Regions from separate parts of the Homo sapiens genome. Here region 1 is linked to region 2. A link is a contact called in ENCODE Hi-C or POLR2A ChIA-PET data. All regions are on one chromosome and are shown on one strand. The core of a region is the stretch at or near the end of the contact, and the rest is flanking DNA. Distances in the headings are between cores, read along the strand shown.

Region 1 (2,921 bases), core at 298-2,797, 53 kb before region 2:
GCGGCTTTTAAAACCGCACCTGACCATGTGGAGATGCTGGTGTTGGGTGGAGGAGGAGCCCTGAGCCAGGGAGCGGCTCCTCAGTAGGCACGTGGGGAACACGCCCTCCCAAGCACCAGAACCACACAAGGCTGCACCGAGACCGGGGTGCGAGACCCTGTGCCAGGCGAGTGCCTGGTTTCCACAAACGCAGAGCAGAGCGTCCCCACGCCTCGGCAGTCTCCTTGCTGAGGGTGCTTCTTCCCTACTGGAGGAGGGAATCCCGCTTCCCCGATGGGACCGCCTTCGCCCAGGGAGCTCCTGGGAGGAGTCCGTCCCGAGTTATCCTGACCCTCTCCTCCTGCCATTGATGTGTGTGGTGATCGGAGCATGAGGCAATGCTGTAGCAGGGCAGGCTGCCTTCCGGGGTAAAGGAAGGTAACCTGGTCTCCCGGGCAGCTGGGCAGCTCGCGTTCCCTTTCCCACATCTTTTAAAGTGAATCAAAGAGAAACAAAGTAATCTTTCAGTCATTTTCTTCCAGACCGCAAGAACAAGAAATAATGTTTGAAAAATGGAAGGGAGCATGTGATCTCTATTCTCACTAAGCAGAACTTCATGGAAATACTGTTCATCGCATAACGATGGATCTTCACTTGCTTATCATTGGATTTTGCCTTGTGTCTCCACTTATTAACTACACAGGCTCAGCAAGTTTTCAGTCTTTATAAAATTGTGCTAACCGTGGGTTGCTGTCATCTTTGGTAACTTTGGAGAAAGGTCTTACTGCGTGTTCTCACCTTTCTGAAGAGCCCTCATGGGGTCCAGCCCATGAGGCGTCCCAACAGGAAAGGGGGTTTGCAGTGAGCCCTGGTTCCACCACAGCTGTTAGAGAGAGTTTGTGCCCCATGCCCAGCTCCCAAAATCCACTTCATCCCCGGAACAGTGCAAGGATAGGAGGTGTGGGGGTGGGTGGGGTCAGAGTCCACCCCCCCGCTCCTGTCCACCCGGATCCCGGTCAGTCATTCTGGGTTCTTTATGGCCTTCAGGGCCATTCCCACTGCTTGACAGCTGCCTTGGGTCTCAGATAAATGTGTCTTTCTTTCCTTTGCCTAACAGCTGCGGCTTTATCTAGCCAGCATATTTATGGAGCATCAATCATGAATGTAAAAGGTGGACAGCTTTGACTGTACATATGGTTGTAGAATATTGGAGAAGAGAGAAAGTCAGCCAATAGGAATTATTGACAGGACTGCACACATAATTTGCAGCTTTCACAAAATATCAATTAAGCCACATGATGGTTTCATCCCTGGGCAGAGACGAAAGCCCGGCAGGTGAGCAGGAGCGAGACAGAGCACCACGGGCCACGTGAGGCCAGGGCACCGCCTGTGAGCAGGAGAGAGACAGAGAACCACGGGGCACGTGAGGCCGGGGCACTGCCCATGAGCAGCAGAGAGACAGAGAACCACGGGGCACGTGAGGCCAGGGCATCGCCCGTGAGCAGGAGAGAGACAGAGAACCACGGGGCACGTGAGGCCGGGGCACTGCCCATGAGCAGGAGCGAGACAGAGCACCACGGGGCACGTGAGGCCAGGGCACCGCCTGTGAGCAGGAGAGAGACAGAGAACCACGGGGCACGTGAGGCCGGGGCACTGCCCATGAGCAGGAGAGAGACAGAGAACCACGGGGCACGTGAGGCCGGGGCACTTCCTGTGAGCAGGAGAGAGACAGAGAACCACGGGGCACGTGAGGCCGGGGCACTGCCCATGAGCAGGAGCGAGACAGAGAACCACGGGGCACGTGAGGCCGGGGCACTTCCTGTGAGCAGGAGAGAGACAGAGAACCACGGGGCACGTGAGGCCGGGGCACCGCCCGTGAGCAGGAGTGAGACAGAGAACCACGAGGCACGTGAGGCCAGGGCATCGCCCGTGAGCAGGAGTGAGACAGAGAACCACGAAGCATATGAGGCCGGGGCACCACCCGTGAAGTCACAGTCACACGTCAGCTGGTGGCACCCAAAGTGTGCAGAGGATGCCACACCCTCAGAGCCTCTTTCTGAGTCGTCCCCTCTGGGAAATCTTTAAAACAAACTGAGCCTGGCACAGCAGGAGAGCTACAATACGTTAAATTTTGGATACAGATCCAGCTACTACAAAAAAAGGAATTTTTTTCTTCAACTTCCTTAGGCAGCATCTAAAGAATCAAAATCAGATTCACCTGTTAGGCTGACAAAAAAAAAAATTGTAAGTGAAAATAGCCAGACACAAAACGTGCATGTGTGTGCACGTGTGCACGTGTGTGTGTGTGTGTCTATACACATACACACGTGTAGACTTCTGATGGAAACTAAGGCTGTGCAGGCAGAAGTGACTGGATAAAGTTTTATTGGAAGCTGAACATGGGGATCCACTTGGGAAGACGCCCACAGAACTGAGCATGTTCTGGGGTCGGCTACTAGGTGGAAGACTTTCTGGAAAAGTTTAGGAGAAGGGAGGGGACTCCTCACAACAGAGGCATCCTTCTCATGGGGGGACAGGTTGGAGGGCACAGCCAGTGCACACAGATCATACCGTGAGGGCTAAAACGTCTCCATGCAAGGCAATCAGAAAGCTTCATGATTCCGAAACAAACCAGCAAAGCTTCGTGATTCAGAAGCAAGTCAGCAGAATGTCATGACACAGAATCAGATCAACATTTCACGGTTCAGAAACAAATCGGCATCCTTTCAGTGTCAGTGGGTGCCGATCAGTGCGTCAACAGCCGGAGAAGCTGATGGTGAGATTCTCCACTCAGGGGCAGGGTGTGCCCACGAGTCACAGACGTCTCCAAAGCCAGTTAATTTGGAAGCAGGTTTATGTTTAAACTGCCAAATGTGACCTAAAGGTTACCAAGACCCCCTCTCTCCTCTCTGTCTCTCTCTCTCTCACACACACACACACAC
Region 2 (2,700 bases), core at 111-2,610:
ATCTCTTTCGAATAAGTAAAAGATATTTTCGGCCAGGTATGGTGGCTCACACCTGTAATCCCAGCACTTTGGGAGGCCGAGGTGGGCAGATCATGACGTCATGAGATCGAGACCATCCTGGCCAACATGGTGAAACCCCGTCTCTACTAAAAATACAAAAATTACCTGGGCATGGTGGCACACGCCTGTAGTACCAGCTACTCAGGAAGCTGAGGCAGGAGAATAGCTTGAACCCGGGAGGCAGAGGTTGCAGTGAGTCAAGATGGCACCATTGTACTCCAGCCTGGCAACAGAGTGAGACTCTGTCTCAAAAAAAAAATAAAAAATAAAAAATATTTTCAGCATCAAAACCTGTAAAGCCAGACATTGTAGATGTTCAGCTCAGCTGAACTGGAGAAAACAGAAGTTTATTTTCCAGAAGTGGAAAATATCAAGATTCTGTGGATCCCAGGCTGGGACCTGGGGCGTATTCACTGTGTAGATGTAACCGAGCAGAGGAGCCAGGAGAGCTGTGCCCTCAGCCCCTACTCGGAGATGCACTCACAGAATCTCATTGAACCAAAAGAGCATTCAGTGAGAAAAGGAATCCAGCTCGATCAGCGTCTGCTCTGCATTCCGTTCACGCTGTTCCTTTGAGCAGAAAGGAATTTAAATGCCTAAAATAAACAGCATTTTATGACTGTCTTTATCTCACTCTCTCTGCTTGTGTGTAACATTTGTCATCATAAACTCAAAAGTAAAATGAATACATTTTTTCAAAATACCTGTCTTTGGTTTCAAAACTAGCTTTGGGAATGTTTTAATGAGTTGTTTTCTCTCTAGAATGTTCCCTTGGTGTGTTTGGTCTGCAGAGTAGCTTCAGAATGAATTTCTCTCTCTCCTTTTGAAAGAACTTCAACCAAAAGATTTGTTTCTGCCGTTAAACCAGGCACTGGAGTTCAGCTGACATCAGCTAATTAAAGCCCTGCTCAGATGCCTAGCCACACCCCGTTCCACATCCTCCTGTTCTGGGGCAGACACAGAGGCCAAGTGTTGGCCACTCAGAGGCTGTGAAGCTTTCCCAACAAGGGAGCAGGCGTCCCTGACCAGGGAGGATTAGAGGGGGCTGGGCATTCTTGGGGCTGGGCATGAGCTGGGCAAAGCTCAGAGGAAGAGTGGCCTGTGCTCCTCCGGGTGGAGGAGGACCAGCTGAGTCTGATGTCTGCTTCTGAAACCCTTACTGTGGTCAGTTCTGTCCACCTGCTGAGGCCAAGGCACTGGGTTTTGTCATCCTGAAGCCCCTCCCGCGTAGCAGCCGCTCCTGGGCCTGCATCCTGGGTCATCCCGTTCCCCTACGGGCATGGCGGCTACCTGTGAGTCACAGGGCAGCCTGGACCCGGGACCTTGCTAAATAAAGCTGCTGGTTCCAGCCAAGGCATGGCCTTCTGGAGGGATGGGCCCGTGGGAAGGCTGCCTGGTTGGAAGGCGCAAGGTTAGCGGCGACCCCTGTCCCAGGGAGGCTGAGATGTGCTGGAACAGGATGCTGCCCTGGCTACCTCCGCGGCCCTGGACAACCGTAAAGGCTGGAACTCTCCACGCCGGACGAAAAGGGCCGGGCTGATGTGAGGACAGCACGGCCAGGGCCTTCGTGGGTCTCGGGGCTGAGATAGCCGGCAGGGCCAGCCCAGTGCATTCCACCTAGAGCCGCACAGCGCCGTCCTGCACATGGAGCTAGGCAGGACGGGGGACTCCCGGGTGGGGCGCTCTACTCCCCGTGCAGAACCTCTCACCTCACAAGGCTCTGAGAAAGTCAACTCTATAAAGGCTGGGTCCCGAGAGCTCTGGAAAGCCCCGTAAACCACCACCCCCAAACCCCGCCCCAGGCCAAGGTTTCCAGGAAGGGGAAGGGTCCAGGAGGGGAAGAGGCAACGTGCCCACAACCCTCCCAGGATACTAATTCCCAAGCAGGTCCCTGCAACTGTACATTTAAGTTGAGGGGTCAGGGGGCTGGAGGGGAGGGGCACCACCAGCCAGGCACCACCTGCCCACTCCCCACTCAGCCTAGCTGCTGTCTGAGGTCTGTGGCCGCAGCCTTTGTGAGAGCCAGAGTGGTCTGCACTGGGGGTTAGAGATGGAGGCTTTATCAGGTCATGGGTCAACTTAGTGTCAGGGAGACTTTTCAAGGGGGGCTGTGCAGTCCACCAGGGCACCTGGCGCCCGAGGCCTCTCTGGGGTACTCACGGCGGTGGATCTCCACCAGGACCACTCCCACAGGGGCTCCAGAGCACTGCCATTCCGGGCCTGTCCCCTCTGCACTCGCTGGGCCGCTTCCAGAAGGAAACACTGTCCCTCACCCACTACTGAGCAGGGGATGAGTGAGGCCCCCTCCTGAGGGGCCAAGGGGCTTCTGCTCTCAGCACCCAGAGGCGCAGGGTTGCGGCATCAAGGGGCTTCAGTTGTGGGCACCTACTCTGAGTTCTCTACGCCTCCTGACCGATGTTAGGAGGGTCCCTTTGTCCCTTCCCTGGCCCCAAGCTAGAAGCAGCCATGTCTGCAGGGAGCTTTGCTTCCTCCCAGGGAGGAACAAATTCACAGAAGGTGCCTGGACTCAGCTTGCTTGGTGAGCCACTGTTTCTTTCCTGCATTGGTACCGAGACTTCCAGCTCAGCCTCAGGACTACAGGCATTTTCTTAACCTCATCAACTGCGATCCGTCCGGCCT

Evidence for each region. Hi-C counts contacts between places; a loop is a spot of excess contacts on that map. ChIA-PET counts read pairs that join two places held with the same protein, here RNA polymerase II (POLR2A).
Region 1: a loop to region 2 is called in a map with no recorded cell type, with 5 times the contacts of the local background. The contact joins two enhancer-like sites. A Hi-C loop is called at or near these places in 1 of 37 single-sample maps with no recorded cell type. POLR2A ChIA-PET finds 5 or more read pairs at or near these places in 1 of 52 experiments (HEK293).

The regions. Positions count from the first base shown.
Region 1 is chr2:241,984,282-241,987,202 of GRCh38, reverse strand. All of the region lies in intron 3 of LINC01237 (long intergenic non-protein coding RNA 1237), which reads right to left. Among named protein-coding and RNA genes, the nearest start is that of LINC01238, 15 kb to the right of the region's middle. RefSeq lists an enhancer at 1,661-2,197. Within about 2 kb of position 1,547, at least 6 of the 41 ENCODE cell types and tissues checked have a DNase peak (open chromatin) inside an H3K27ac peak, as active enhancers do.
Region 2 is chr2:241,931,676-241,934,375 of GRCh38, reverse strand. All of the region lies in intron 2 of LINC01237 (long intergenic non-protein coding RNA 1237), which reads right to left. Among named protein-coding and RNA genes, the nearest start is that of FAM240C, 33 kb to the right of the region's middle. Within about 2 kb of position 1,360, at least 11 of the 41 ENCODE cell types and tissues checked have a DNase peak (open chromatin) inside an H3K27ac peak, as active enhancers do.